Regions from separate parts of the Homo sapiens genome. Here region 1 is linked to region 2. A link is a loop called in an ENCODE intact Hi-C map of the cell type or tissue named here. Cell type or tissue: IMR-90. All regions are shown on one strand. Each heading gives the region's core, and the rest is flanking DNA. Links, peaks and the distances in the headings are about the cores only.

The links. Peaks named below come from ENCODE experiments on the same cell type or tissue, not always from the same donor. Only the 100,000 strongest peaks of a DNase experiment are listed, where the experiment ranks them.
Region 1: it touches region 2 in a loop (20-fold over the local background); 6 of 110 quality-filtered maps call a loop at or near these places.

The regions. Positions count from the first base shown.
Region 1 is chr12:17,638,899-17,654,976 of GRCh38, forward strand. No RefSeq gene overlaps it. Among named protein-coding and RNA genes, the nearest start is that of MIR3974, 26 kb to the right of the region's middle. In IMR-90, for the core only: no CTCF peak of the experiment used is centred there; no DNase peak of the experiment used is centred there.
Region 2 is chr12:15,972,653-15,988,730 of GRCh38, forward strand. It overlaps DERA (deoxyribose-phosphate aldolase), which reads left to right. Exons shown (of 9, transcript NM_015954.4): 6 at 9,656-9,784. It also overlaps the pseudogene EGLN3P1. Among named protein-coding and RNA genes, the nearest start is that of DERA, 69 kb to the left of the region's middle. In IMR-90, for the core only: a CTCF peak has its summit at 10,013; a DNase peak (open chromatin) is centred at 10,029; H3K27ac peaks cover 333 bases.

The sequences.
Region 1 (16,078 bases), core at 4,818-7,317, 1.7 Mb after region 2:
TATTTTTAAAAACTTTTATTGTAGGTTCGGAGGCACATGTGAAGGTTTGTTTTATTACGTAGGTAAACTTGTGTTATGAGGGTTTGTTGTACAGATTATTTCACCACCCAGGTATTAAGCCCAATACCCAATACTTATCTTTTCTGCTCTTCTCCTTCCTCCCACTCTTCTCCCTCAGGTAGACTTCAGTGTCTGCTGTTTACAGTTGTCATATTTGTTCTGTATTTTGCTTTGTGGTAGCAATCCTTGTTACAGGTTTTCAGGCCTAAAGCTTTGAGCTGGTTCACCTGTCTGACATCTTTCCTTCACACCTACAACCAGAGAATCCTGGAGACTGCTCAGTGTGGCTGAACATAGATGAGCTATACACTTGCAACTCAGAGCTGAAAACCTTAATCCCTGAAGTAATCTCCTACAGCCTTCAGGTCTTTGGATAATTAACACTTTTATTGAAAATCTTAAAAATCTACTGGAGAATATTTCTAGAGTTTTACAAGATTTTGAAGGTGTGATTCTCTTTCAGTACAGTGAGTTATGCCATTAAATTCCCCCAAATACCTGAAAAGCCCATATGTTTAACGTGCATGCTCTTCCATTGTAGGTTGAAAGCTAAGTGCAAAGGTATAGTATCTAGGGTTCTTCTGTGTCCGTTAGACCAAACCACATCCTATGATGTTTTTGTTACTCTTAAGATACTGTTATTTTTCAATCTTTGCTATTTTTAAAATCTATGTAGGAAAAGGAGATGTGAAAGAAGCAAGAACAAAAAGCCCACCTTTCTCACAATGATTTTGCATTCTCATTTCCATATCTCTTCAAAGGGTTTGGCCTAATTTGGGGTAGGTTTTCATCTCACTAAGTCAGTCCACCCATGCTAATTCAACGTTGCCTTAAGTAGCATAGATATCAAAAGTATATCCTGCTGCTTAAGTATACTGCACTCTTCATTAAGGATTGAAGGATATATGTACAAGGTAATGAGTACCCATGTGAGTTTTATAACCATCATGAAAATTGGTTGCTTTTCCATGGCTGTTTCTTGTATCCCGATTTCAAAGCCCCTTCCAATGCCCCTCTCCCTCTTTCTCTTTCTCTGTCTCAATACTCTCAATGGAAACTTCACTGATAATACAGTGGCAATGCATTTAAATGTTAAGTACTGCAAGGAATATTTTTATATTAAATACATTTCTAATTTAGGTTGGAAAATGTTTGCTATCCAATTGGTAACTTATTTGCTAATAAAAGTTATAGAATAAAAGCAACCACTCCTTTCCTAATCTAAGCAGTTGTGTCCCATGGATTTATGCAAATATATAGGAACTTGAGAGTTTTCTAAACCATCCTCATGTAGCAAATATTTGGAAATTTGAAAAATAAATGAAATGACAGCTTTGGCAGTGTTGGCTTTCTAGTTGGTATAATACGCCTCTAAATGAAGTTAAAGTCTGATATTTGTTAATTATACTTTCATCTCTAAAAAGTACCTCTTACTTCTATTGTTCTTCAGCGACTTCTCATATCTGTTACCTCCTTAGAAGATGAAAATAATGGAGCATCCCAGCCGTGCAGAAGGATTATTTATACTGATAAAGGACCCACTGGGATCCACCATAATTCAATAGAGCATCATGTTGACAATGGGCCAGTAGCCAGTATTTTACCTTTACTCTCCTAAAGAATGAAGCATTCTTAGCCTGACTCACCTGCACAGTTTCAGGATAGATGCATCAGATTTGCTGTGCTGAAAGGCACTGGAGTAGAGGTGCCCAATCTGGCCTATTTGCAGATCCACATAGATATCTTGTTAAAAATAAGAATATAGAGCTTCACCTCAGACAGAATGAATCTTAAAATTTTCACTTGGGTTTCATGAAACTATACTTACCACAAAGTACTAATTTTCAGAAAAAGAAACTACGAACAGAAGTTACTTAGTGGTTTGTGCAGGAACTCACATTTTCAGTGTCCCCATCTATTTTCACAGTTACAGCATGCTGATGAATATATTCTAAGAAACACAATGGGAATAAAACATCTCACCAAACCATGAACTCTTTATAACAAAGTCTTTGCTAACTTGTGGCATAATCAGTATTTCCACTGCACATCTTGTGCCTAATCCTATGTAGAAACTGGAAGAAAGAAGTTTAGCTCTCTTGAAACACTACACCAGGAAGCATTTGTGTATATGTTGCCAATATTCAATCAGATTTAAGACAAAAAATTTTAAACAAATTACATACTACTTTACTTTGGAAAAATAAAACATATATTACATAAAATAAACTATATGTTTCTTTGGAAATTATATTTTGATACTGAAAAAAGTCATTGGGTATTAATAGTGTGATTTGGTTTAACTAAATTCATTGTCATGGTTTTTACCCTTTATAATATTTTTATATATATACACGTATATATATATATATATACGTGTATATATATATTGTGTAGGTCTTATTTACAAAATATATGCATTAGCTTAAGAGAAAAAATAACAAATTATAGTAAATGTGATAACCTGTTGTCTTTTTAAAATTTCACTTTACATAGGTATGTCATATGTCCTATTTCATTAAAATAAACTTTTTTAATATTACTGTGCTGTTGAATGATTCTAGCTTTGTAATGGTTCTTTTTTGAGTTTATAATATTTTATTAACAAAAACATGCTTTCATTTAATTACAGGAAATTATCTAGATTTGATTATATTTTATTTTTTTTTTAATTATACTTTAAGTTTTAGGGTACATGTGCACAACGTGCAGGTTAGTTACATATGTATACATGTGCCATGTAATGGTTCTTAAAATAGTTTAGGAGTATTCTGAATATTGTGGAAGATGCTGGACTCTATGTGGTGGCTCTAACAACATACAACTTTCTGTCCCCCAAAAGGGGGTTGATTTGCTTTGCTAGTTTCCCCATTATATAAGAGTCCAAGTGTTAAATACTAAGTTAAAATTGGTCTAGATGATAAATACCTGAGAGGATGTTTGGTTTATTCTTGCACCTTCGCGTCTGGAAGCATCAGGCACCCGTGAGAGTCCCTGATTTAAGCTCTGCTCACTTTCACCTTTGCATAAAAAAGCAGAACACATTCAACTGTTATTTTTAATCGTTCTTTTCATAAGTAATACAAGTTTTCTTGTGTGTTGCGTGTGTGTGTGTGTGTGTGTGTGTGTGTGTGTGTGTGTGTGTGTGTTTTCTAAAGAAGCAAAACAAAAATGATGAAGCAAAAAAAACAATCTACAACTTCGTAATTTGCCAGTTACAGCCGGTGGTGCTTTTACATTGCTGCTGCCACCTAGTGGCTACCTTGTAGAAATCTATCCGCTGGTTCTCGGGAAAGAAACTGCAGAGGGCTCCTCAAACAACGTAGCAAGCAGTCAAAATTGATTTTCCTATTGTGTTAGTCCTCCTTGCAACATAAACATGTCCTAACAGAAGGAAAATATTGCTTATTAAAAAACGTCCTTAATCAACAAGGAACAGAGTAGATGATAAAATCCAATGAATGCTTTGGAGAAATACAACTTATTTAACTTGTATATGCAAATCCACGATAGCATCTCTTTTTCTGTGATTTCAGACTTTCTGTTGTTATTTCATATAGTAGATTCACTGGTTTCCACAGAGTAAAACGGGAAAAAAAAGAAGTAGAGATGGGTTAGAAAGACAGATGAGAAGAAACCTGAGATAAGCTCTGTGTTTTGTCTGCTAATTTGTTGCTTTCTGGGTCCTAAATGTGATGATTGTGGTAATTGTTTGTGTTGTGGGCTTTTCCCCCAATTTTTCTTTATACTTTGCATTGTACAGAAAAGAATGAGCCACCCAGAGATTATAGTTGACTGTTCATCAAGTAGGGCAAATGAGCCAATGTCCTTGGAAATGTTTAGACAGAAACAGAGCATCCCTTCTGGTTTCCTGAGGCAATTTCAAGGGAGAATTAATTTATTTACTAATTTTCTGAAGAAATAGGTGACCACTGACTTGAAGTAGGATTGGTGTTTAGAGCACAGAAATAAAGATTAGAAGTGCGCAAGCTTGTGGCAATACAAAGCAAATATATATATTAGTATGTTATATATTATATACTAATATAATAAAAGATTAGAAATGTTATCAGAATATCAGAAATGTCAGAAATATTTTTACCACTTCAGCCTCACATCACAAAAATTGGCAATATCGTCAGCTATTCCTGTTGCATATCTCAAAACATCATTCTACACAGTGAATTTATATTACATGCAGATCTTTATCATAAGCAGTGTGGTGCAGAAATCCTGTTATAAAGAAAAATGGACAATATACATTTTAAAGAAGTAATGGAAAAGTATAACGGAGTTATCCAATGGTAATTCAGACAATACTTGGGTGGTATATCAACCAAGGTACAATAGGAAATAGCAGCTTGGAGTGATTTATCTACGTTCTTAAAGAGAAGGAATTTCATACAGGAGATTAGGATACAAGTCATGAAATGCATTAGAAACCCTAACTCAAAAGCTGGGAAGTACAAGAAGCTGCTACCACTCCTCTACTTGATCATCAAAGGACAGAACTGACAGTACACACAGGAAGAGACCAAGGCCACCCAAAAGAAGCCTATACATGGTAGACCAGTCTAGGTGAAGGGGAAGCTTTGAAGCAGATACCACTATTGCTAAAGAAGCAAGGAGAAAAGCTCTGACACTTTCTTTACCCTTACCCTACAGTCATATGAGCAGGTCTTTAATTGGCTGAAAATAGTAGGAAGCCTGATGAAAAGTGATCCTAAATATGTAGCGTGCAAAAGTGATGATCTCCCAACATAGAATAGAGATAAGAAAGGGAGATGAATGAATTTAAGATCAAAACAAGCCAAGACAGGCATCAGTAAGGACAGTAAGAAGCACAAAAACCAAGAGGACTGACAGGGGAACAGAACATGACCTGAAGGATGAAGGAAGTATGAAATATAATGAAGGAGAAAGGAAGGAGAAGAATATATCAGGGCAGCAAAAATAATAAGGCAGGATTCCAAGGAAAGACTGTGAATGGTGTTATCAGGAACAGCGAGGAGAAGACTAGACAATTTGAAAAAGAGCATGCGGCATCTAGACAAGTTTGGAGAGTCAAGAAGACTTGAATGCTAGAATAAGAAACTGGAAATCAATTCTATAGACTATCCATTTCCAGAAGCTTATCATACAGGATGATAGTTCTGGAAGATGCTACAGCAGCTTGCTTGTTAAAAGGATGTTCATTGTCAAAGAGTTGGGGAAATGTTAGTTTTTAGAATCTTTTATATGCTACTGTGCTCTCTGGATCCATGAGATGTATATCATAACGTAATATAAAGTTTCATAAATGTGTTTATTATCATAATGTAACAAAGTTTCATAAATTTATTTATTTGTATATTTATAATACATCTTATTGGTCTAGTGGTTTATTACAAGGCACTCTGGAAAAACTGCTAAATAATTTTGAAATCCTGCCATTTGCCAGCAAACTGAATGAAGAGTGAGATGTTCATAAGGCAACTAATTCCCAAAGATTGAAATAAGTAAAAAAATACTGTTATAAGAAACTTGAATTGATTCAAATTTCCACTAATTCATAGTTTATGATCCATTCCCTGGAATTATACTATTAATTGAAAATATGTTTTAAAAAAACAAGTGTTTTAATGGGTTTTAATGTAAAAGATTTGATCTGAAAAAGACAGCTAATATTCATAATTACAAATAATTCTCATGTATTCACTGAAGTAAAATGATGGGGCTTTTCATTCAGTCAGGAGTTTTAGTTGCTCAAATATTTTTATGAAACAGTTTAAGGTTATTCTGATTGAAACTATTATCTAATTTGAAATTGTTCCAGGCCGTCTATTTAGAAGGTCAAAGTGGCTCTAGACAGAAATGTTTAAAACTACTGAAACAAACCTCATTGTTCATGGGTATCCAGTAATAAGAAGGAAAGAATTAACAGCAGGCCTGTAGCACACTCCTTCCATACAGGGACACTGGAGTGGTGGGTGGAGTCTGACTTTGGACAGACCTCTTTGCAAATATTAATAGAGTGCATTGATGGAAACATGCTAGGAGTCTTTATCTATAAAATATTTTAGGTGGATATACCTGACCAGTCTAGACTGCTTATTGTAGATAAATCTGGGATTTATGGTTTGTGGAACTTGAATGTCTGGGAAATGAAGAGTAGTTACATAAGCTGTCAAATTAGTGGAATACAAAGCAGGGACATTTCAAAATTGAAATGGCTCATTTTTGAGTTTAATGCTTTTGCATATATTGCTAATAAACCTCATAGTTAATCCTACACCAAAATGCCAACCAGGTTGGAACAGAATTGATATTTTGGAGAGCTGAATTTGAAAATTTCGAGTTCCTCCAGGGAATATCTTGATGTTTGCTTGTATCATTTGAGTCCTGAGCAGATCTGGTTCCTGGTTAAGATCCTCAGTCTGATTTAATATTTCAACCCTTTTTGACAACACAGATTGGTAGAGTAGGCATGATTAACTTTTAGACCTGTAAATTATGATCACTCAAACACTTTTTAATAAGAAATGAGGGTTTCATAATGAGGGTGTAACATAATGAGGGTTTGTTGCCGGAATAGTGTATTCTTGTTATGAAGTAGCAAAAACCTTGACTCCATCTATGGAGGGAAAGATTTAACAGTGGAATTTATGGGAAATAGGTTTAGATCTAGGGAGATTAGCTAAGTGAATACACAAATAATGTAAGTTTAAAGAAGGTTATAAAACCATGCTATTCCCTAGCTGGTGATAGCAGTCCTCATCAAACACAGAAAAAAAGACAGACTTTTAAATCTTTTTAAACGTCAAACATCAAAAACAGAAAAAAAAGAAAGACTTTTTTTTAATTGATTACTGAACAAAGACATTGTATTCAATCATAACCCAGGTGACCTCAGATTCCAGAGGTTACTCTGGTTAGAGCTGGGGTTCTTTATGAAGACATCAAAGAACGAGTCTGATGAATTCCTGTTAGCATGAATTATCAGAAAAAAGAAGTGATTTGGGAGCATGTCACTAATTTTATATACATTTGAATGAAAGGGGTTATGTCTCAATTCCAGATGGCGGAAAACTATTGTGAGAAGCGGCTTTCAGATGGTTTAATATATACCTTGTAACAATGGGTAATGATAAGGTTTCTGAAGGCTTATACCGAGTGAGGTAACCTCCCTACACTCTCCTTTACCAACAGATGGAATGACTTTCTTTCTTTTTTTTTTTTTTTTTTTTTTTTTTTTTTAGATGGAGTCTCACTCTGCCACCCAGGCTGGAGTACAGTGGCAGGATTTTGGCTCACTGCAACCTCCACCTCCTGGGTTCAAGCGATTCTCCTGCCTCTCAGCCTCCCGAGTAGCTGGGATTACAGGCATGGACCACCATGCCCAGCTGATTTTTGTATTTTTGGTAGAGATGGGGTTTTATCATGTTGGCCAGGCTGGTCTCAAACTCCTGACCTCAGGCAGTCTGCCCGCATTGGCTTCCCAAAGTGCTGAGATTACAGGCTTGAGCCACCGTGCCTGGCCACAATACTACTTTCAAAAGAGTACATAGGTGCAAGCAATCCAGATTGGCTATACCTGATCAGATTGACACACTTAAATTCATGCTATTTGCACAAACCCTGGTAGATGCAAAAATATATCAACTATGCTCCAGGGATTTGGGGTCATTGAGGAGGAGAGGAGAGGAGGGAGTAAAATAATATTCCAAAAACAGCAATTGGTCTGCTAGCTAAGTGATCATGCGTGGGGCTGAATGATGAAGAAAACATTTATGCTATACAAAAAGATGTTACTATGGGGGATGGGTGGAAGGAAAGAAAGAAAAGAAAAGCAGGGAGAGGGCCTGATAACCGACTTAGCTGAATGAAGTTTTTCAGGTGGCTATTGAAAAATAGGAAAAAATGAGGAAACTGACGGGGCTGCCATCATTAAGCTGGTGGGATGTTACAGATGCTTGAGGGGATAAAACATCTACTTTAGCACCTCCCTAACCTCTTAAAGTGCTCCCTCAATTTAGTCAATATATCCTCTCCTGGACAAATTCAAATCCAATCATGAAGGATTTAGAATGAAGAATGCTTAAACAAAGAGCCGAATTTACACTATCAGTTAAAGCTATAGATTTGAAAAAATATAAACTACTAGGTTGATATCTATTCATCTTACCCATAGTGGGGCATTAAAGGCCTTTTGATTTTAAATATTCCAGTAATTTTATGCAAAACTATCACTGGATACAATTTCTCATTGTATAGGTATTCCCAAGGGGGATAGAAAGAAATGGTCAAAGGTAAACCAGGATTATATAGAGATGTCCTGATAGGAGAGTTATGCTACAAATTAGAAAATGTGACTAGAAGAAATATTAAATATTCTGGGTGATACGATTTGGCTCTGTGCCCCCACCCAAATCTCATGTCAAATTGTAATCCCCAGTGTTGAAGGAGGGCCCTGGTGGGAGGTGACTGAATCGGGGGGCGGACTTCCCCTTTGCTGTTCTCATGATAGTAAGTTCTCACGAGATCTGGTTGTTTAAAAGTGTGTCCACTTCCCACCCCCTCCTGCTCCACCATGTGAAGATGTGCCTGCTTCCCCTTCGCCTTCCACCATGATGATAAGTTTCCTGAGGCCTCCCCAGAAGCAGAAGCCAGAAGCCAATTAAACCTCTTTTCTTTGTAAACTACCCAGGCTCAGGTAGTTCTTTAGAGCAGTGTGAAAATGGACTAATACACTGGGGTTGTGTTGTTGTTATTGACATGCACAATTGGAATGAATATTGAGTCTCAATGAGAGATTCTGCCTTTACTACACTTGCATGAGTTAGCCCTTCCCTTGGTTTCAAATGGACATGATAAAGGAGAACCTTTATAATTGCCCAAGCCCTTATTGGATGTAATAAATAAGAAAATGGTAGTAGAGGAAGTACAGTGAGTGTTCTTAACCTCTTTTTTTCAACAGCCTGTCTGGCCCGCACATGAGGCAAACTGATTATGGAAATTAAGAGTGCATTGCTAGGGATCAAAGAAAGTGCTCCCCACTATTTCTTTAGCTACACCCAAGAGAGTAAAGACTATGCAAGAAGTACCTGAAGTGTGCAACAGGTTACAAGTGATTGAAAAAACATGAAAGACTTGGCTAAGGACTTTTTTCCATACCCATTTTGAGGTCCAGCCAGGCACAATTTGCGTTTTTATGGAATAACGTTCCATATACATATATTTTTTTTCACGTGGATACTTGAATTTACAGCCATACTGTCATAATTCAATGTGATAAGCCTTGAACCTGATGACCATTAAGAATACTTTATGGCCAGGTGTGGTGGCTCATGTCTGTAATCCCAGCACACTATGGGAGGCTGAGGCAGGTGGATCGCTTGAGTCCAGGAGTTCAAGGGTAGCCTGGGCAACATGGTGAAACCCTGTCTCTACTAGAAAAAAAAGGAAAAAATTAGCTGGGCATGGTGGTGGGCACCTGTAGTGCCAGATACTCAGGCAATCTGCCTGGAGGCTGAGGTGAGAATTACCTGAGCCTGGGAAATTGAGGCTACAGTGAGCCCTGGTTGTCCCAGTGTGCCCCAGCCTGGGTGACAGAGTGAGCCATTGTCTCAAAAAAATAATAAAACTTTACTGAACTACATTCATAATATCATGATAATTTTCTCCCAGAGAAAGCAGTGCAAAGAGTTAAGGGCTGTGGTGCTTTATAGCCTGTTGAGACTGACTGATTAAAATATAAATCCTGGCCCATTCTGTGAAATTTTGCTAAGTTATGTGGGACAGAGAACAGAGACATCCTTTGAACTTTGAGAAGTAAATTATTATCTCTTACTTACCTCTCTGATAAAGAATAAGCTTGGAGATTGGTGGGACTGTTTGTGGAGATCACATCAACCCACCTAGGAATGCTGCTGAACTCTATGACTAAGAAGCCCAAAGCTCTTAAAAGTTCTAGATTGTGGTTGGAAAAGCCAGACTAAGTGTTTGGGTATGTTTAAAATAGACATTTTTGCTGAGATAGAAAGTAGATTGATTGTGGATGAAGAAATACTGAAAAATAGTAAATATATACCACTCAGAAGAGCAAGGAAAAGCTAACTTCTTTTAAGCACTGTGGTTTATGAATTGGCTCTATCACCAAGCAAGTGCAGGCTGGCACTGAGGGAAATCAGGTAAAATGGAACTACAGAACAGTGGAAGAGCCACAGATTTGTACCACTGGCTCTACTTATCTGTGCTCTGTCATTCTACCTCCCATGGCCAACTCCACATAGGTAAATTAGACCTCTATAAGAAGAGAGATTCTTAGCTTGTAAATAATATCCATGAGAACATCCTACTTACTCTGCCCAGAGTTGTTCTCTGCAGTACTCATTGGTAGAATTGGGTTCAACGTAGAGAATATTTAGACTATGCCATTAGCTCAGAGGATGGTGGCATTGAGGTTCCCATGCAGAGTCTTACAACATTCTTACAGGTAGTGCAGTCTGAAACAAAACTCTGGGATAGATTAGCCATGCTTCTGACATATTGTGACATTTCCTGTATAAAACGATACATAATCTGTATAATGTTTTAAGGAAAAAACTACGAATTCCTGATTCTACAAACACGTACTGGAGTGAGAAAATAAAATATATAAAAGATCAAAAGCCATTGTTACTTAAATGTGAGACTGAAGAGAACAGCAATATATAGAGATTGCAGGCCCAATGTGTGATTACACTCCCCATGCATTTTAAGGGCTGTGAAAGAATATCTGATTTTTTTTTCCAAAGTCATATAGTAAATAGATAGCACTAACAAAGTCAAATATTAATAACCAAGAACTACAGATCCTCAAATCCCCTTTCCCCCAACCAGCAAAACCCATAGAAATTTACACTGACCAAAGTAAATAGAAAATAAAAGTCAAACCACTTAAACGGTTGACATTTAGGGATAGAGCCAGGCACTTGCTTTATCTTTCAGAATTACCAGGGTTATAACATTAACAGAAAATAAGTGATATTATAGACATGGAGTAAAAGTTGGAGTTAAGGTCCAATGAGCAATAGTTTAATTAATAACTGCTGGTGATTAACATAATTTTAAATTTTACCTTGGCAATAGAGAACCGCTTAACTTTGCACATCATAACTGCCTTTTCTTTTGATTTTCTAAATAGGAAAGAACTAGTTTAAAGAAAAATAGCATATAGTCATGGCTATGTAGGTTATACCCCAAATTAATTTTGAACTGATTAGTTGTAACGAACAGAGTTGACTTAGAATATAGGGTATCTCATTGACAAATTTTTTTTCTCTGTTTCTCTGTTATGCTGTCCTTTTGGAATATAAATTTACAAATGCATTCTTTTGATGAATTACTTGACTGACCCAGAACAAGAATAGGGTTTACCTTATTAAATTGTTATAGTATAGTCCAAAGGTTGTTCTTTTTGGTGAATGTTCATGATAGGTGACCATGGCCAAGTATATAATGACTATTGTCTTTAAATGTTGGTTTCAGGTTCTGACTTTCACTCTGTGGTATACACTGTGAGAATGCTTAATAGAAAGAAAAAGAAAAAATCATAGTCTCTTCTCTAGCCAGACAGTACTAGGCATGATGATGTTTGTGGTAGTGTGGGTACTGAAAACTATCAGAAAATAAAGGTAAAATAATAGGAAACAACAATTAACCAGTCAGAAATGTCTTCTGTAGAAAAGGAGAGGGCTCAGTCCTTCATCACTTGAAGCCATTTCAGCACCGAGTAATCATAACTTCAAAAATGTCTGGGTATAACTTTTATTTTGGATACAACTTGCTGCTCTACCCAATATCTTTTGCTGTGGAATCTTTTATTCACTATTAGTCCTCCTGAGAAAGAGTGATTTTTTTAAAAGAAACTTTTCACAGGAGTTTTACAGAAAACATATTACCTGGCCGTCTGAGATTCAGGGAAATCTGAATGACTATTCCTCTCTCAATGCAAAAGAAAATGTGGCAGAAACCAGGAACTGTGAATTCACTGGCTACAGGTTTTAAAAATCCTGACATGTAAAAGAAATATTAAATTTAAAAAGATTATACGTGGTTTATTAGAATTTCTAAAATTTATTTGACTTTCTTATGATATTGCTAAAGATGTTAGGCAATGCACGTGACTTTTTAATTCTTTGTGATGTCTGTATCAAAATACACAAAGCACTATACAAGTTATGTAATCTGTGGACCCTAGATTATTTTCATTGTCATCATCAGAAGAGGAAGAGGAAGGAGAAGGAGAGCCACAACAATGATGCATCAGTTACAACAACATGAATGAGAAACAAAAACAGTGAGGATAATTGAAAACCTATTACATGTTTGACACTAGGCACTTAGCATGCATTTTTTGTTACTGTTTTGGTTATTCCAGTAATGCTATAAATAACTGTTATCTTTATTTTATAAAGAAAGGAAATGAGGCCTAGAGAAGTGAGGAAACTTGCTGAAGTTCATTAATAATAATGAGCATGTGGCTTTCAAGTTCAGTCCAACTGCTCATATTTGTCTCAGAGTTCACCGAGCAACTCGTATAGAAAGTGTCCCTTGGCTCAGATTCAGAAACAAGAATTCTATTATACGTTGCGCTAAAATCTTTCTATCAGAAAATAAATAAGACTCAAGCAGAGACACATCTCACATCATATCCTGACACAATTTAAAATAAGCTTTTTCCCCCTTTATGCTGCCAAATACTAAGGTAAGTTAAAAGCCACAGAGAAAAACAAAATATTCCGTATTTGGGGCAACTTCCATGGGGTGGTTTCCCAGCAAACTTGCAGAATGAGAATGCCCTCCTTCCTCCCAAATATTCCCATATCACCCAAAATCTATCCTGAGACAATCCTAGAAATGCTAACAATTTGAAAATGAAAGCTTTCATGGAGAAGATTTTCTATCCTTTCTCTTATACACAATAATAAAACAACTGAAGATGATAAAGAGCATTTGTCTTTCAGTGAATATGGGAAATGTCAGAAAGTGGCCGCAATTTTACTCATAATATATCTAAATTTAAAAGAAAAGATTTGCATATAGGTAAATATTATTAAACAAAGGTGCCATATTTCTTTAGAAGCATTTTATTCCTAGTTCCTTCAATAAGCCTTTGACCAAAGTCTGCCCTTGAAAACACACAGAAGACTTCCACTAAAGTCAAACATTATGCATACACATTTCTAGGACCAAATTTGGCCTGATGCTTAATTAGTGTCTGGCTGTGATTACATCTGTAGTGTTGAATTTTCAAATCTAAATTTTCAGTGTTGCAACAAAACTTTGTCAAATTTCTTTAATTTCTGCAGGGGAAAACAACATCAAGAGTAGTTTGATATTTTAGACTGAAAAAAATGTTTTTCCTTAGTTTGCAACAAATATCTCTCAAGTTCAAAAAAGAAGACAAGTCATTTAAATAGTGAAATTCTGTAAATAAATAAGCATTGGCCTCTTGAGTTTGACTTTTGGATGCTGAGAAACTTTCAAATAATATTGTTCTGGGCAATGGGTACTGCTGTTTTTTCTCTCTCTTATCTGAGGAACGAAGGGCATTTTCCCCTTTTTTTCTTCTCTTTTTTGTTTCTCTCTGTGTTTTTTCCTTCTATTTCATTAATCATTCACAAGTAGCTAGCTAGTAAGTATGATTCAACTCTTGTGAGACAAATAAACCCATACTTCCCTGTGCCTTACTGCCCCAATTTTCCACTGTTTATCTCACACATCAGTTACTAAGCTGGGTAGAAAATTGTCTCTCTTAGGAGGGGTGTTCATTACTATTAAAGGGCGTTTATTTATATATATTTCACTAGGGTTTGTCATTTCTTTTTGTATCTTCAGTTGCAAAAACTTACTTCATACTGAGTTTCAACTTGAGGAAAAGTTAAAAATCTATGCTGTGAAACTTTTTTGAGTATTGCTTTCAGCTTTACAGCCGTATTCTCCAAGGATCAATGTAGTCACTATTTGCAAGATCAAATGGCTTGACTATAATGTACATTACATATAAAATACTTTATCTGAAGTGCCCCAACTGATGGAGGCTGGCACTTTCATATAAATGGCCTTTGAAAATAAAAATTTGGAACTAGCATGTATTCTGTTAGTCTAACCTCAAATTCATTTTTCAGTCGACAACAGCTGGGCACAATTTAAGTTGATTACGGTTAGCTATCGTCTATTTTATATTTTTAAGCATCAATTCTAGTTAGTTGGCATGAAGTGTTTCAATGATATTTGATGTTCAAATAGTGTTCTTAAAAATTCTCATCACCTCAAGGCTACCTGCATAGCCCAAGGCAGTATCCTCACAATGCTACAGAAGCTGACAGGAAAGTGAAAAATTCTTTCAACTGGTTGTTACTGATCTCAAAGTAAGGCTATGTTCTTCAGCACTCCTGTATCCATTTTATTTCTTAGAACATTTTTTGGTCAATTACATATTTCTTAGGAACTGAAGTTAACTCCTTTTACATACAAGTATCTATAGGGTCTGGGTAGCTTGATATCAACCATGGGCATTTAGGAGACTGTCCTTTTGTTGGGCGAATCTTAGACTTTACTAAGAGTCCGACTAAAAAGCAGCCCCATAAAGTTAAGAAAATGGAAAAAAATACTGTATTCAGTTACCTGTTCTGAATAATCCAAGGTTATAAGACATTTCTAATTTCCTGGGGTCCCAGGTCACATTATGTAGTTAAAATATTATGTGGTTAAAATGAATTGCTACGTAGATAAAATGTATTATTTGTAAATATTGTAACTTATTGCCAATGAAGATAAATTTTTTTCTGTAATGTAATATTGACTTTTATAACAGCAAGAAAATCTTTCCAATAGTCTATAATTGATGATGTAGACTTCATGTGACATGATCAAGAGTTATAACTTAACATATATTATTTCTAAGTTAATATGATTGATAATCTGTATGTCTGAATTCTGTTATACAGAAGAACCAGGAAAAAATAATTACTTCCATTAGAAGCCTCCAAAATCTTTTTATAGACTATAATCAGTGATATGATTTACTCTTGAAGTGCTACCCTAAGACAAGGAACTTTGATAAAAATTCTATTCTTCATTGTAATGGATGATGCTACTGACCCATCGCCAATAACTGCTTTCTATCATCTTATTCGCTGAATTATCCACACTCTGTCTCTTACTTTCACTAAGAACAAAGCACTTGCTTTGCAAATAAGGAAAGTGATATGCACACACGTGTGCACACACATGCACACAGACACACGCGTAAATGTGTTTCAAATATCTTGTGCAGTTAATATATTTCAAGTTTTTAAAATCAAGGAAAGCAAGGAAACATGATTCTTAATGAAATAAGAATAGAAATATTAAAATATTACAGCAGACATTTAGAAATGCTTCTGTTTGTAACTGAATCAAATCTAGATGTTCATTTAGAGGCATTTAGAAATATTAAGATTATATGACACCTGACAAGTCAAAATCAGTATTTTCTTGACTTTCTTCATTCTTTCAAAGCAAATTTAGAACCTGGATATATCTCCAGGAATGAGATTCATTGTTTAACTTATTTCTTTAAGATGTAGTTATCTTCACACATATAGTTTTTAAAAGTCTTAATATTTCTTTTGAAATCTGAAAAAAAATCTTAATATTGGGGAGCAGGTTGTGTGCATTTAAGGCAAATTCAGTTCAGTTACAGATGGGCTGTCCATTTTTTAGCAGTGCTAATTTCTGCTTCTAGATCTTGAAAATTCATTAACATCAATAAGAATTTATCAAGTGCGTATTATGTGTCATGCACCTGTAAAGAAGGGGCTTCAATGTTTTAAAAATATTTATTTATCCTCTTTTAGGAACTCATAATACATTAAACATAGATGAAGCCAGGCATGGTGGCTCACACCTGTAATCCCAGCACTTTGGGAGGCCGAGACAGGTGGGTCACCTGAGGTCAGGAGTTCGAGACTAGCCTGGCCGACATGGTGAAACCCCGTCTCTACTAAAAATA
Region 2 (16,078 bases), core at 8,951-11,450:
GAGAGGGAACGATGTATGTGATGTGAAGCCAAGGTGTGGGGAGTGTGGCCATGGTCCCGAGCCACCGCAGTCAGTACTGGGGACAGGGGAAAGTTGCTCACAACTCTCAGGAGAAGGGATCTGCGTTCAGGGATCAGTGGGAGTGGTGCGGGACTCCACGATCTAGTGCTGGACTTGGAAGTTAATCTTAAATAAAGAAAACTAAAATGCTATCGATGCAAGTTCCTGCTGGCGTGCGGGGACAGCATTGCAGAAGGTAGGGCCAGTTGTCAACCTGATTTGGATGCTGTTTCAAACATGCAGTCTGACCCCTTTCCCTCCTTTCCACTCCTTGGATCCACACTCTGATGCACACAGGCCTTTCTCATTGTGGCCGAGTGCTCTGATTCCTGTCAGTGAGCACTCCACTGACACAGCCTCACTTGTTTTTCAGCTGGGAACGACAGGCAGAGGTCAGGTTATGACCTCTACTTCTTCTCAGTGTGGCAGTAGTAGGAGGGATGCGGGGAGACAAACGGGAGACAACTCTTCTGCTAGTTGTGCCACTATATTGATTAAGCATCTGCAATGTAATATATCCTGGGCTTCTAGCACACCCACTTTCACTACCCCTGAAAACCTCATTATAAGTCAAAACATTTATTAATAGGTTTTTAATGTGACATCACTATGCCAGCCACTTCTCTGGTGTATGTGTTTTGTTAAATTTTGCATTATTCTGACTAATTTGCAGTCGTGGTATTGGAATTCCATTTTCATTTGTCAGGCATCTTTGATAATATATGGCAAGAATTGCTTTTTTTATAATAGAGAATTTCCAGTTTTCATAATGTTTGAATTTTTAACAACAGACATATATTACATGTGAATATGTAAGCAGAAAAAATAGTAAGGGCTCTGGAGAATAAGGTCATGATGTTTGCAAATATTTAACTATAAGGACATTTACTGAAGTATTACTTATAATAGCAAAAAATCTGGAACCTTAAGTATCCAATAACAGGAAAATGATTGAATACATTTTTTATGTCCATGTGATGGAATATTGTGCAGCCATTAATAATTGCTCCATAGACCTATATTTATTAATATAGAAATATATCAAGGATATATTGAAGGAAAAAAGCATGTTACAGAATAATATGTACCATATGTAATCACTTTTTTTTAAGTTATAGAAGCCATAGAGTGATTGATAGTCTAAAAAGCCCTCCTGTAAGAAAAATATCTGGATGCTAAATTACAACAAACATATCAAATTATTTTTTAACTTTTATTTTTGAATAATTTTAAACTTACAGAAAAGTTGTAAAATTGGTACGCAAAACTACAGTTTTATCACTGAGATTCTCCAATTATAAAGTGCTATCCCATTTCCTTTTTTTGACTTATTTCCTCTGTGAAGTGTGTACATACATATATAAATTATGTATTATATACATATTTTTCTGGACCATTTGGGAATAAGTTGCAGACCTGTTCACCTGTTACCCTTAAATACTTCAGTGTGTATTTCCTAAGAACAAGGACAAGGACAGGGACACTCTTGTACCAAGCCACAGTACTGCATCAAAATCAGGAAATTAACATTGATGACCATACGGCCATTAAATGTACAGATTGTTCAGATTTTGCAGATTGTCCCAATAGTGTTCTTTATTAGGTGTAGTATCAGTTGTTTCATATCTCTTTAATATTCTTTAACCTAAGAATACTAAGAACAGTCCTCAGTCTTCCCTTGTCTTTGACGATTACGGGCCTGTTGTTTTGTAAAATATACCTCAGTTTGGGTTTGTTTGGTATTTTCTCACAGTTAGATTCAGGTTGCACATTTTTGGCAGGTATACCACAGAACTTTTGCTCCGTTCTTCTCAATGCATTATTTCAGGAGTCACAAGATGTTAATTTGTCCCATTATTGATGATGTTCCTTTTTTTACTTGGCAAAGATGGTTTCTGCCAAGTTTCTCCATTGTAAAATTAATAAGTATTTTGCATTTTAATAAGTAATTAATATAGATTATGAATGGAGATATTTTGAGACTATGTTAATATCCTTTTCCTCATCTAACTTTTATTCACTCTTTTAGCATCCATTGATGATTTTTTCAGCTATTACTCTGATTTTCTAATTCTGTCATTTCTTCTATACTTAAGAGTTGGCATTACCAAATCTGGGCATGATGTGGAACCCTACAAAGCCAGATGTGGTATTGAGGTCCTTCCCTCGCTCCCTTCCTCTGTCCTTCCCTCTCTCTCTCCTTCCCTCCCTTCCTTCCTTCCTGTTTGTAAGAACTCATTGATTCTTATTTTACTCAATTGGTTATAATCCTTTACCATCATTATTTATTTTGATACTCAAGTAGTCCCAGATTTGGCCATTGGGAGTGTAACCGCTCAGTGGGTTCACCTTGCCTGCTGCCTACACAGAGCTAGTTTCTCAAGACGGAAATTACAGTAGAGAAAGAGTAATTCACACAGAGCCAGCTGTGTGGCAGACCAGAGTTTTGTTTTATTACTACTCAAGTCAGTCTCCCTGAGCATTTGGGCATCCGAGTTTTTAAGGACAACTTGGTGGGTGGAGGAAGTCAGTGAGCCAGGAGTGCTGAGTGGTTGGCTAGGAGATGGAATCCTAGGGAATTATTTGAACCTGTCCTCTTGTGCTGAATTAGTTTTTGGGTGGGGGCCACAAGATCGGATGAGCCAGTTTATCGATCTGGGTGGTGCCAGCTGATCCATCAAGTGCAGGGTCTGCAAATTATCTCAAGCATTGATCTTAGGAGCAGTTTAGGGAGGGTGAGAATCTTGCAGCCCCTAGCTGCATGACTCTTAAGCCGTAATTTCTAATCTTGGAGCTAACTTGTTAGTTCTACAAAGGCAGTCTAGTCCCCAGGCAAGAAGGAGGTTTGTTTTGGGAAAGGGCTGTTATTATCTATGTTTTAAACTATGAACTATAAACTAAGTTCCTCCCAAAATTAGTTCAGCCTGTGCACAGGAAGGAACAAGGACAGCTTAAAGGTTAGAAACAAGGTGGAGTCAGTTAAGTTAGATCTCTTTTACTGTCTCAGTCATAATTTTGCAAAGGCAGTTTCGGGACCTGCTTCACACTGGCTCCTCTATCCTTTTTATGTTCCCATCATTCTTTGAGAGCTTCCTTGCTTTCTTGTAATAGATGTTTCAGGCGTATCTTTGACTTTGTCTGCTCCAGCTTTGGAATCAGTCATTTCTCCAAGGAGCTCTTGCTCCTTTTATTGATTAACTGTATTTAGAAACCAAGATCTGGGTGCTAGGTATAACTCACTGCTATTGGGATGTTATTGTTTCTAGGCCCTCTTGTCAGACAGATCTAGTAAATACATGAACGTACACATATACACAGCACACACATAGAAACACACATTCATTTTTATTTATTTATATATCAGTCTATAAATCTGTCTTAGAACTTACAACTTCACACTATAACCTCTATTACACTCCAGCATTGCATGGTTTATTCTTACTTTCCCCTTCCATATTTATACCCCTTCTTCCCGTCAGTGAGATATCTTGCTCCCATTATCCATTATCTTCAGTATATTCATCTTTTTTATCAATATTTGCCTTTTTATCAATTGCTTTGTGTTTGACAATCTCTAGAACCTGCGGGTTGTCTTCCTGGCTCTACTTGCCAAGTCCTCCCCAACCCCTAGAATTTTCAGTCCTCGCTGGTAAGGGTGACCTTCACTTTCCCCAGAGCTGACTGCACGTCCCCCTCACCTCGCCTCCATCATGTTGCCATGATGTAGCAACATGCAGGCCAAGAATTTCTCTAGGCCCCAGTGACATGGGGGCTAGGTTTCTCTCCACCTTCTTGGCAGTGTGTGGCTGAGAAAATCCCTGCTCTCCCTTGTCTGTGGTTGAGAGCTCCCAAAGATAGAGTTCAGAATCATCTTTCTAAATCAACAAGAGGCTCTTTCATCTTAATTATAACAGCTTAAACTTTTAGAGTAAGTCAACGTTTACCATCATTTTACGTGTGCTTATTATCAAAGGTGGATCTGAAGGAAAAATGATTGATTACCTTCCTAACCGTTTTAATACTTTTATATTTATTGGCAGAATTTGAGAAGGGTTTGAGCTGTAAAAATAAAGCTCTCCTATCTAATCTTGAGGAGAAAAATGAAGCTTGGAGAGGTTCAGTAACTTTCCCAAGTAACACCACTAATCAGCGGCCAAGCAAGGGCTGAGAAGTCCTGATTCAAATATATGAACTCTACTGTAGCACCATACCCTGGTTTTCTTCCCATCCAGGGGGCTAAAAGAGCAATTTAGAGATCATTTTTAGTGTATTATACAAAATTTAGTATCTTATATTTCTGAATTACCTTGGAACAAAGAGCAATTTAGAGATCATTTTTAGTGTATTATACAAAATTTAGTATCTTATGTTTCTGCATTACCTTGGAACTTTTCATTTTATGCAGCTTTTTTCCCCTAGAAGAATGAAAACCAGGTCCTAGGATTCTAATGCCCATCTGTCAAGTGAGTAGTTTGAACTAGAAGGGAGTTGACATCCTTCTACGTTCTGAGTTTTGACGAATCTGTTGCTCGAAGCACTGCAATGTATTTCCCTGGGAATATGTTGTAACTGCAGTGAGTGTACACGTGCATGCATGTGTGTGTGTGCTGGGATAGAGGCAGAAAATTTTGAGGAAATACAGTTTTATTCCACGTATGAAGACATGACTCCTCCTCTCTGTTCTATAACTGACCCACAGTAAGATTTGGAGCAAGTCATTTATCTCTCCACATCTCACTTTTCTTTCTTTCTTTTTTGAGATGGAATTTTGCTCTTATTGCCTAGGCTGGAGTGCAATGGCGCAATCTCAGCTCACTGCAACCTTCGCCTCCCAGGTTCAAGTGATTCTCCTGCCTCAGCCTCCAGAGAGTAGCTGGGATTACAGGCATTTGCCACCATGCCTGGTTAATTTTTTGCATTTTTTTAGTAGAGACGGGGTTTCACCATGTTGGCCAGACTTGTCTCGAACTCCTGACCTCAGGTGATCCACCTGCCTTAGCCTCCCAAAGTGCTGGGATTATAGGCGTGAGCCACTGCACCCAGCCTACATCTCATGCTTCACATGGGAAGTGTGGAGGTAACTGCAAATTGTCTCACGATGGATGGTTAAATAGCGTGTGGAGAACACTGAGCATTTTTGAGGGAAGAGGCTTTGAAAACGTAGGGGATTTCTCATCCTTTAGAGTAATTATTCCTCATGAAAAATTTTTTGGAAAGGGCATCTGTTGAACTTATTGCTTCACTTGTAATTTCCTCTGTGTATGTGGTCTAGCAGCAGTTATAATAACTCCATACCCCACCATTGTCCTTTCCTACCAACATAGGGGAAAACCTGCTCATTCGTTTTTCCATTGTTTGGCTTATTTGTATTGAAAGGAAAGTGTCAGCTGAGTTTGTTAAAGGACATAATTTGAGATTGACTGGGTTACATTTCAGCCATCAAGCCACTTTGATTAGCATATGTCATTCATCTAGTTTCTGAGGTGTCTATCATGGTACTGTCAAAGTCCTCAAAACGACCTAAACACTAATAATGCTTCTTTGTGGTTTCTATGGCTTGTGTTGGAGTGAAGTGGTCTATTTTTTCTTATATGTAAGACTGGCAAATTCTAGTTGTGCTTTCATAAGTATTAGGACAGTGCTTGCTATTTTTTGTTCGTTAAAGTTATTTTTGGGTTTCTGGAAGTGTATAAGGGAAAATATGGGAAGCTAGTATTGAATGATTAACTGCCTACTAAATGCCTGGTTCTATTCTAGCAACATATATTATTTAATCATCACAAAAATATGTGAGCAAACTGAGCCTCCCTAAGTAATTAGGCTTAGAGAAATCGAATAATTCCTAAATGTTTACACAACTAGCAAGTAGCAAAAATGTCTTATCTCAAGAGTCTGTGCTATTCAAAGTAGCATGGGTTCTTAGCTTAAAAACAAACTTGTTTGTGATATATAGTAAGCCGTTTCCCCCAGACTGTTTTTTTAGGGGCCCAAAGAGGTTTTATTTTATGTTCTTCAAGGAACATAGATCATGGTGTCCTCTGCTTTTGTAAGTCCCTCTGTAATCTGAGCCTGATAAGCACTGAATAATAACAGGAACACCATCACTGCTGCCACCAACAACTTTGAAAACAGGAACTGACATTCCTTGAGCATGAACAATGTGCTGGATATTGTCCTTATCTATTCGTGTGTGTTAACCTGTTTGAAAATAACTCCGTGAGGTGTGCATACTTCTATCATTCCCATTTTGTAAATGAGGAACATGGGACAGGTTTAGAGTTAAGTAACTTACCCAAATCAAACAATAAACTAGTAGTAAAGTTGGGGTGTGAATCCATATACTCAGGAGAATCCACATTTTTGTCTACAATACTATACTTCTTCAGTAAATATTCATGAGTTGAAGAAAACCAATTCTGATTAAGTGAAGCTGAAAGGGAATTTATTATATTAGGAAGACATAAAGAAGCTCACTGAATAAGTAGGAAGCCTTGCTTGGAAAAAAAGCAGGACCATGAGGGAATAAGGAGCAGAGAACACAGTCAGATTGTGCCACAGGAAGAGCTTGGGCCCAGGGCCACTGCTGGTGCTGCTCCTACTGGCCAGCACAGGTACCACACTGTTGGCTGGTGGCTGGCCCCTGGGACACTGGACTTTTGGATCTCCTGCTATTGCTGATGCCACAATAATAAAGAAAATATCTAACTATTCTTTCATCTTTGCCTCACTCTTTAAGATTCAAAGGCCTGAGTAGAAGCAATCACTTGATAGAGCCCAGGTCACATTTTAAAAAGACCAGATTTGGTATAACTTTTGATTTAATTGTTCTGATATATTTTGGGCAGAATGGTAACAGAAAGAAATGACAACTTTCCACCTGTTGAACCTTAAAGATTAAGATATTTTCTCAGAAAAACTTGATCCTGTTATGTGGTAAAATAGGCCAGTAAAATGATTTTAGAAATTGGCAGTTAAAGAATGAGAAGACATTGGTTGCATATTTGTAAATCCAGTTATGCTCTAAGTGACCACTTGCAGTTCATTCTGTTTGGATCATGGATTAAAGAGTATAACTTCCAAATGACTGAATCATAAAATACCTCTGGTTTTCGTGGTTAATTTTAACTATACTTCAAGAAATTCACTTGGCATCAGAAGGTAGTACTCTAGAAAAAGGATGGTGTTTTTTTGTTCACAAATATGGTCGTGATCAGTGTTTTAAGAATTTGTTTTACAGGCCAAAGTTCACTTTAACAACTGCTGTAATAAAATACTTTCCAGCCTTGTCTGATGGCTCACTGATTGTAAGCAGTAATCCAACAGAACTTTGGTTACTGGAACTGGGTCAGGCCATGAAATAAGATTTGACTTTTATAACACAACACTTAGTGGAAATTCATTTTACTAGAATTCTGAACTTAATAATTAAACTTTTTGAGTGCTTATAACATGTCAGGCAGTATGCAAAGTACTTTGTATATCTCTCTCTCATTCCTGGTAACCCTGTAAAGTAAATATTATTGACACTTTAAGGATGGAGCTGATGCTGACAGAAATAACTTGCCTAAGGTCCCACAGGAAATGATGGAGTTGGGTTTTAAATCTGCATTTGTCCTACTCTAAAGCCTGCTTTTAATGACAACACTATTTTGTGGAAGAAAATCATTAATTAAATCACAAGTTAACTTGGATTAGCGTTCTTGGATTTTTAGATCAGAAGATTTTCCTTGTCACTTGTTCTTAGAAAACAAGTTTCTTTTTTTAGATTCAATAACTTAAGAAATGTCATTCCATCCAATTCATTCTCTGAATTAAAAGAATATAATTTTTTTTTTCGCTCCATAGTCTATTACTATTTTTAACATTCTTACACAGGTTGTCATATTGGAGGCATAAGTAGGATGATTTTCTCCCAGGTTAGGTAGATGGGCAGGGTAAGGTAGGTGGTGTGGCATCTCAGATCATCCCTAGTACTCAGAACTGCACGTTATTAAGGATCTGTGAAAATAGTCTGTTCTTTATTGAACCTTCTGTGGGTACCATCTCTCAGTGGTAACAAACTTTCTAAACTTACTGAGCATCTTGGAATAGAATATTTGCTTTCATTTCTCTTCATTTTTCACTTCTGAGCTTCAAGTTCATGTTTTCTGTGATTGAGAAGGCAAGCTTTATTTGGCTGTTATAACTTGTGGTTTTAACTGAGACTAATTTTTCATTTTTCTAAATGTACTTTACTAAGCCTGTGAATTATAGAACTCTCATTTTAGCTTTAAGAAATGCTTACCCCAACCCTTATTATGAATGTTTCCCTCCTGCTTGGTTTACTCTGTATGTTTATAAAACTACTTCCTATGGGCCGGGCACCGTGGCTCACACCTGTAATCCCAGCACTTTGGGACGCTGAGGCAGGCGGATTACCAGATCAGGAGATCGAGACCATCCTGGTTAACACGGTGAAACCCCGTCTCTACTAAAACTACAAAAAGTTACCCAGGCGTGGTGGCAGGCGCCTGTAGTCCCAGCTACTCGGGAGGCTGAGGCAGGAGAATGGCGTGAACCCCAGAGGCGGAGGTTGCAGTGAGCTGAGATCACGCCACTGCACTCCAGCCTGGGTGACAGAGCAAGACTCCATCTCAAAAACCAAAAAACAAAAAACAAAAAAACCTACTTCCTATGAAAGATACTCAAATACAAAGGAAAGAAAAAGCCTTGGTCTTGTTACCATGGCAGTAGCCTGAGTTCAAGAAATGATAGTGGCCGGCCTGAAAAAGCCAAAATTCACTAGTATCATTGACAAAAGACTTAAATAATTTTTTAAAGATTTAATACACATGATTTTGGTCTAATTTGCTTACTAAAATCCTGCTACCTTTCATGTAAAATGTTACCTTGAATATGAAATATGAAATAAATCTGGGCCCAATGTGGAACCCTCCAAAGCCAGATGTGGTACTGGGGTCATGGGCTCAGGGGTTAACAGATTTAAGGCAGCATCTCTGAGCCTCCCTGCAGAGATGGCTTTGTACACATGCGTCCAGCACTACCTGGCCAGGCCTAACACTTTTTAGTCAGATATATAAACATACTCTGGCAGGCAGTGGGGCAAGCTGCTGTGTCTTTATTGTCATGAACATAACTCTCAAGAAAGGTGTGCTTTATATCCAACCAAAGAACCTATTACTTGTGAATGGAAGAATTAATAAGAACCTAAGATTTTTTTTTATTACTTTGCAAAGGGGTACACCACTGTATGTATGGTAGCTACATTTGTTTTTTGTTGGAAGCAACCATCATATGGACAAGACAGAAATTATTTATAATTTGCATGTCATTATGATATTTAAAAAGCTCTATGTCTCTGGACCTCAGGCCAGGGCTTAGAAACGGTTTCATGGTAGCAAACTAAGCATTCCTTGTAACAGGATGTGAACTGCAACAGAATGCTCCAGGCAATGTTAAATTGGGGTGATTTTTAGAAAGTGACAAATGTTTTATGTTTCCTAAATGTGAAATGGGTTCCACCAGCTCTAAACGGCTGCCAAGTTATGTTATCACTTGCCTGCTTTGTAACTGCCTCAATTATTTTCTTCCCCAGCCCTGTATGATGAGATTCGTCAGTTTCGCAAGGCCTGTGGGGAGGCTCATCTTAAAACTATATTAGCGACAGGAGAACTTGGAACTCTTACTAATGTCTATAAAGCCAGTATGATAGCAATGATGGCAGGTAAGTGTTTTATGTTCAAATAATGTTTTCTATTGAATTGATGTTTTTAGGAGAAATTAAGTAAGTGAAAGCATTTAGCTATTATTAAACGTGCTAACCACTTGGAATTTTTTTGCGGGAGGAATCGGATATTTTGTAAAAACATGTTCAATGTGAAGTGGTCAAAAACTCCTGGCTTTCTTCCACATTTTTTTTTGTGTGTGTGTGGCATTTCATTGCTGCACTATGCTTATAAGGCAGTAGATGGCTCTCTTGTTAGTGAATTGCCTTCTGTTTTATTCTTTGATTATTCACTCATCAACATATGTTAGACAGGAATTTCTTTGACTTACTCCTCTCTGAATTTAAGCTTTTCATTTATCTCAGAGATATATATCCATACTATCTGAGACAGCCTCTGCTTTTGTTTGTGTTAATGTTTTAAAATTTAGTGCAGTATCATTGATTTTTATACTTTCAAATATAAGTTGACTTATTCTTTATCTCTGTGAACAGCAGGTCTATCCATTTAGACATCCAAGCTTGCAGCCTAGGAGTCATGCTTGGTTCTTTCTTTTTCTCACCTCACATAAATCAGTGAAGAAGCCTTGAGAGTTCTCTCTAGACCTCTTTGCTGTGTCTGACACATCTTCCCTCCATTCTAAGTGCTGCTGTCTTAGGCCACCATCCTCCTCCACAGGGATTACTTCAGCTGTTCCCCTGTCTTCCTGACTTTTGTTCCCCTCCAATCTGTTCTCCACACTGTCACCACAATTTTTTTTTAATGCTAATTTTATTATGGTACTGCTTGCTTAAAATTCCTTCAGTGGTTTCCCTTCATCTTTATGGTAAAGTGTACATTCCTTGATTCTTATTTTAAAAAGGTCCTTCCTAAGACCCTGGCTGTGCCTCTGCTGTGTCATTTTCCCTTCACACCATGTTCTCCAGCCAGGTAGAGTTACTTGCACTTCTCTGCAGATGGTGCCATCCAACCTTTTGAGTCTTTGTACGTTCTGTGCCTCCTGCCCGGAATGCCTTTTGCCCAAATAACTCCACATCTTGGGGTTCAGCACAGGTACCACCTTTTTCAGGAATTATTTCCCCTGACACTGCTTCTCCCCCTGCTGTTTGGCCCATTATCTCCTCTGTGTGTCCCCACGGCATTCAAGTAAAAGCCCTATCATATAACTTATCACATGACATTGTGATTGAGTGTTGAATTTCTAGGTGTCCTTCTAGGGGCCCTATATTTGGATGAAGATACCTGGTTTCTCTGGTCTTGAATCTGGGCCAGCCATATTCTTGTGTACTTCTTGAGTGCTCTGTCAGGCCTAGTAGATCATTCCTTGGAACTCTACTGAAAATCAGCCTACTAGTCAGCAATGGTGCTGTTGCTCTGGGCACAACTGCTGTATCTAGAAAATATCTGCAGTTGTTATCTGAGAGCAAAATCTCAGAAAAACCTAAGGATGAGAAGGGATGGAACACTTTGAACAGTTGTTCATCAGTGATGTTGGCATTTCAAAGATTCACAGTAGAAGACTCACTGTGCCTCTTAGGAACCTGGGAAAAGCCCCTTGGAGGCTACTTGGTGTACAGGTAGCCCCCCTTTATGCTGCTTGCCAGCACAAGTGATTGTTAGCCCAGGTAACAAAGTAAAAGTTTGGAAACGAATAACAGCAGCCACTTATAGGACATACTTTGTGGTAGCCACGCTGTTGGTTGTGCACATGGAGCTGAGATACTCCTCAGGGTCACATCGGAGCCAATCTTGTGATACCTGTTACCCCAGCTGTTATCCTGGTCACAATGAAAGTGTATTCATTCTGGGAGGTCAGCCAACCCTGTCCTACGCACAGCACCTACTACTCATGATACAAATGTGGTATTAGGTCATCACGCTTTGGAAGCTGTGTCCCACCCTCCACCCATCCTGTCCACAGAAAAAAATGTGATTATAAACATGTCCCTTTATTTCTTCCTGTCTGCTTGTTTCTCTGTTCATGTTGTTTATCCACTTCATTTCTTCATTTAAGCAGTGTTTGTTGAGCACTTAGTATGAGTAATAAAACCGTATTCATGGTGTGCTTTACCAGGTACATTGAAACAATATTCCTTCGTCCTCACATCAGTCCTGGAGTGGAAGAAATCTAGGATTGTGTGACTTGTTTAAGGTCACAAAGCTAATAAATAACCTGTATCACTATTTGAACACTCTGGTCTTCTGGCTCCAGATTTATTGCTTTTTCACTTGTAACATGGCTATTTCCCAAGGCACACACTAGATTTTATCATGAATGAAAGACACAATCTTTGTGAGGCATAATATATGAAAGCATGTAGCATACTTCCTGGCCTATAGTTTATACTTCCTACTCTGTTAAGAAGGTATATAATAGAATTGAAGTATTCTTTGATGAACTTGAAATATTTTGAAATATTTTTTATATTCTTGTCCCAATTTTATATGTAACTTGCACAAACTAATCTCCCCAAAAGTAATTTACAAATTTCTGACTAAATTCTGTATTCTACTTCTGTGGTGGTATAAAAAATTTTTTCTTAAATCAATTTCATTGAGGCAGATTTGCATTCAGTAAAATTCAGGTGTTAGATAGACAGTGTGATGAGTTTGGCAGTTTGCAAACACCTGTAACCACTACTCCCTTCAAGACACAGATCATTTCCATCCTCCTAGAAATATCTTTGTGTCCCTTTATAGTCGCCTCCACTCAGCTCACCTGCTGTCCCCGCTGCAACCACTTTTCTACTTTTATCACCATGCTTAGCTTTGCCAGTATTAGAACATTATCTAATCACATAGTGTGAACTCTTGGGTGCTTTGTTTTTGGTTTGTTTTGCCCTCACTAAAAATAAGAGATAAGAGATCTTAAGGAGTTTGCCTAGAAGTATTTCACTGTGTAAGTATACTGAGTTGCTAAAATTGTTGGCATAATGTTGTTTATAATATGTTCTTCCATTCTGATATCTGTGGGATCTGTAGTTATATCTCTTTCTTTATTCTTGATATTGGTCATTTTTGTTTCCTTTCCTGTTGTTGTTTTTGCTTTTCTTTCCTCCTCTGCTTGTTCATGCTAGGGCTTTGCCAATTTTATTAATCTTTTCAGAGAGCCAAGTTTTTATTTTGTTGTTTTTTTTTCATTACTTTTCAGTGAAAGTTATTTTCTAATTTCCCTTGTGATCTCTTTTGTTATTTAGAGTGCTATTTACAATGAGATATTTACTTTCCAAATATTTTGTGCTTTTATGGATATCCTATTGTTGCTTTATAATTTAAGATTTTGTTATCCTCAGAGAGTATCCATTGTAAGAATCTTTTGTCTTTTGGAATTAACAGTTATTTTGTAGCTCATTTTATGGTTGTATTTAGTTATATGCTTCAAGTGCACTTAAAAGAATGTGTATTTCAGATGTTAGAGCAAATGTCAGATCGAATTGGTTGATAATGTTTTTCAGATCTAGTTTTGTTTTCTTTTTGGTCTACTGGTTCTGTTTATTACTAAGAGAGTGTTAAAGTCTCCAAACATGATTGTGGATTTGTCTGGTTATCCCTTTCGTCTGTCAGTTTTTTCATCATGTATTTTGGAGCTCTCTTATGTATATATACCTTTAGGATTGTTATGTTTACCTGTTGAAGTAGCACATTTGTCATTATGAAACGTCCCTTTTTATCTCTGATACTAGTCCTTGTCTGAATGTCTACTAATGATGTTCATCTGGCCACACCAGCTTTCTTGTGTTTAATACTTGCATGGTATATATTTTTTTCCATCTTTTTATTTTCAACCCATCTGTGGCTATATATTTAAAATGTATCTCTTGTAGGCATTTCTTTTCTAATCTATTATGACAGTTTCTACTTTTTAGAGTGTTTTATTCATTTACATTTCATGTAATTGATATAGTAGGAGTTAAGTCTGTCATCTTGCAAACTTTTTCCTGTTTGTTTGAATCTATTTTTGGTTCCTCTTTTCTTGCAACCTTTTGGGTTCATTAGCTATCTTGTAACATTTTGTATCTTCTGTTGGCTTTTTATCTACAGACTCTTTGCACAAAATTTTTAAGTGGTTGCTCTAACAATGTGCATCCTTAATTTTTCACAGTCTACTTGGAATTAATGTTGTTTCACTATACATGTCACAAATGGAAGAACCTTACAACAGTTTAATTTACATCCTCATTGGTTCTTTGAGTTATTTTAATGTTCTTTTCTATATATATTACAAACCTCTTACTACAATGATACGAATTTTTAACAGTCACTTGTCTTTTGAGGACATTAACAAAGAAAAAACTAAGATAAGCTAGTATTTTATGTTTTCCCTAAATGTATCACTTTAGTCTTTATTTCTTCCTATAAATATGAGTTTCCATCTTGTATAATTCAGTCTGGGAAACTTCCCTGGGTATTTTTTGCAGTACAGGTCTGCTGATGATGAGTTCTTTCTGGTTTTATTCGTCTGAAAATGTCTTTATTTCACCCCCATGTTCTAAGGATAGTTTGCTGAATATAGAGTTCTGGGTTGAGCATTTTCTTGTTTCAGCCTTTAAATAAGTCATTCCATTTCTTGGAATCCCATTTCTTCTTGTTTCCTTGTATGTAATATCTTATCTTACTCTAGCTATGGTCAATCAATATTTTCCTTTTGTCTTTTTTGTTTTCCCAGTAATTTGACCACAACCGACCTAAGTATGGTTTTCTTTGTATTTATCCTGAACTTTTCTGAGCTGCTTGGATTTGGAGGTTGATGTTTTCTAACAGTTTAGGACGTTTTCAAAACCATATATATGTACTTTTTTTTTTTTTTTTTTTTTTTTGAGACATAGTCTGGCTCTGTCACCCAGGCTGGAGTGCAATGGCGTGATCTCAGCTCACTGCAACCTCCACCTCCCAGGTTCAAGTGATTCTCCTGCCTCAGCCTCCTGAGTAGCTGGGGTTACAGGTGTACACTACCACGCCTGGCTAATTTTTGTATTTTTAGTAGAGACAGGGTTTCACCATATTGGCCGGGTTGGTCTGAAACTCCTGACCTCAGGTGATCCGCCTACCTTGACCTCCCAAAGTGCTGGGATTACAGATGTAACCCACTGTGCCCAGCCTAAAACCATATTTTTAAATGCATCTTCTACCCCATTCTATTGGTCTTTCCTTCTCGGACCCCAAGTACATGAGTGTTAGACTATTTGATATTATCCTATAGGTTACTGAGGTCCTGTTTGTTTTATTTTTAATCTTCTTTTCTCCTCTGTTCTCCTGATTGGTTACATGGATCTTTATTCAAGTTCTTTTGTCACAGGATCTTTAGGGTGTCGCTTTGCCAGTCAGAAACCTCCGTGCACTTCTGCTTGAGTTTTGCTCCTGGTTGCTGGACTTGTTCCACCCACTTGGCCCGGCAGGCTGCACTTGGCTCACACTGCTGGCCTGGGTCGCACAGCTGCCAAGGGCAAGCCAGGCGCGGAGTGGCAAGGGATGTGTGAGTGAGTGCACGCGGGGTCCAGCCACTGTGCACAGCCAGGCACATCAGCTGCGGCAGGGTGGGCAGCTCCAGGTGCAGACTCCATGCGAGGCTGTGGCTGGACCAGACGTACCACAAGCAGCTTCTGCTGTGGGCACCAGCATCTGGACAAGGGGAACACATGGTGCCCAAAAACTTGGAGACACCAGGAACCACAGAGCCCCAAAGAGGGTGTTACAGCATGTCACAGGCCTAGCTGGGGGAGCCCTGAGTTCTGGGCTCCCAGAAGGGCCGCAGCTCCTTCTTCCTTCTCGTTACCTGCAATGTGGTGAGTCGGGGGCATGTTTTAGCCCTGTTTGTGTTACAGCTCTTTCAGTCCCGCCATTTGGTGGGTCCTGAGTTCTTGTCCTGTGTCCAGGAAGAAAGAAGTACTTGGACAACTGGAGGGTGAGCAAGGCACAGAGGAGCTTCATTAAGCAACAGAACAGCTGTCAGGAGACCCAAAGCAAGTAGCTCCTTTCTGCAGGCAGGTCATCCCAACAAGTGTCCAGCTCTCAGTAGAGAGGAGACCTGTAGTGGGTAGCTCCTTTTTGCAGGCAGGTCGTCCCTGTGAGTGTGTGAGTCTGACTGAGTCTGAGGTTTTTATATGCTCAGAATGAAGGAAGTGCATGCTGATTGGTCCATGGGCGGCCATGGATGGGCCTGGAAAAAGCACCATCGGACTGCCTGAATGGTCATCAATGAAGTTCTCACTCCAGGCTGTGGCCTTCACTCAGACCTGGCAGCCTGGTTCCCAGGCTTCAGGCCATCCCTGGCATGAAGGTGGGGCTTCACCAGG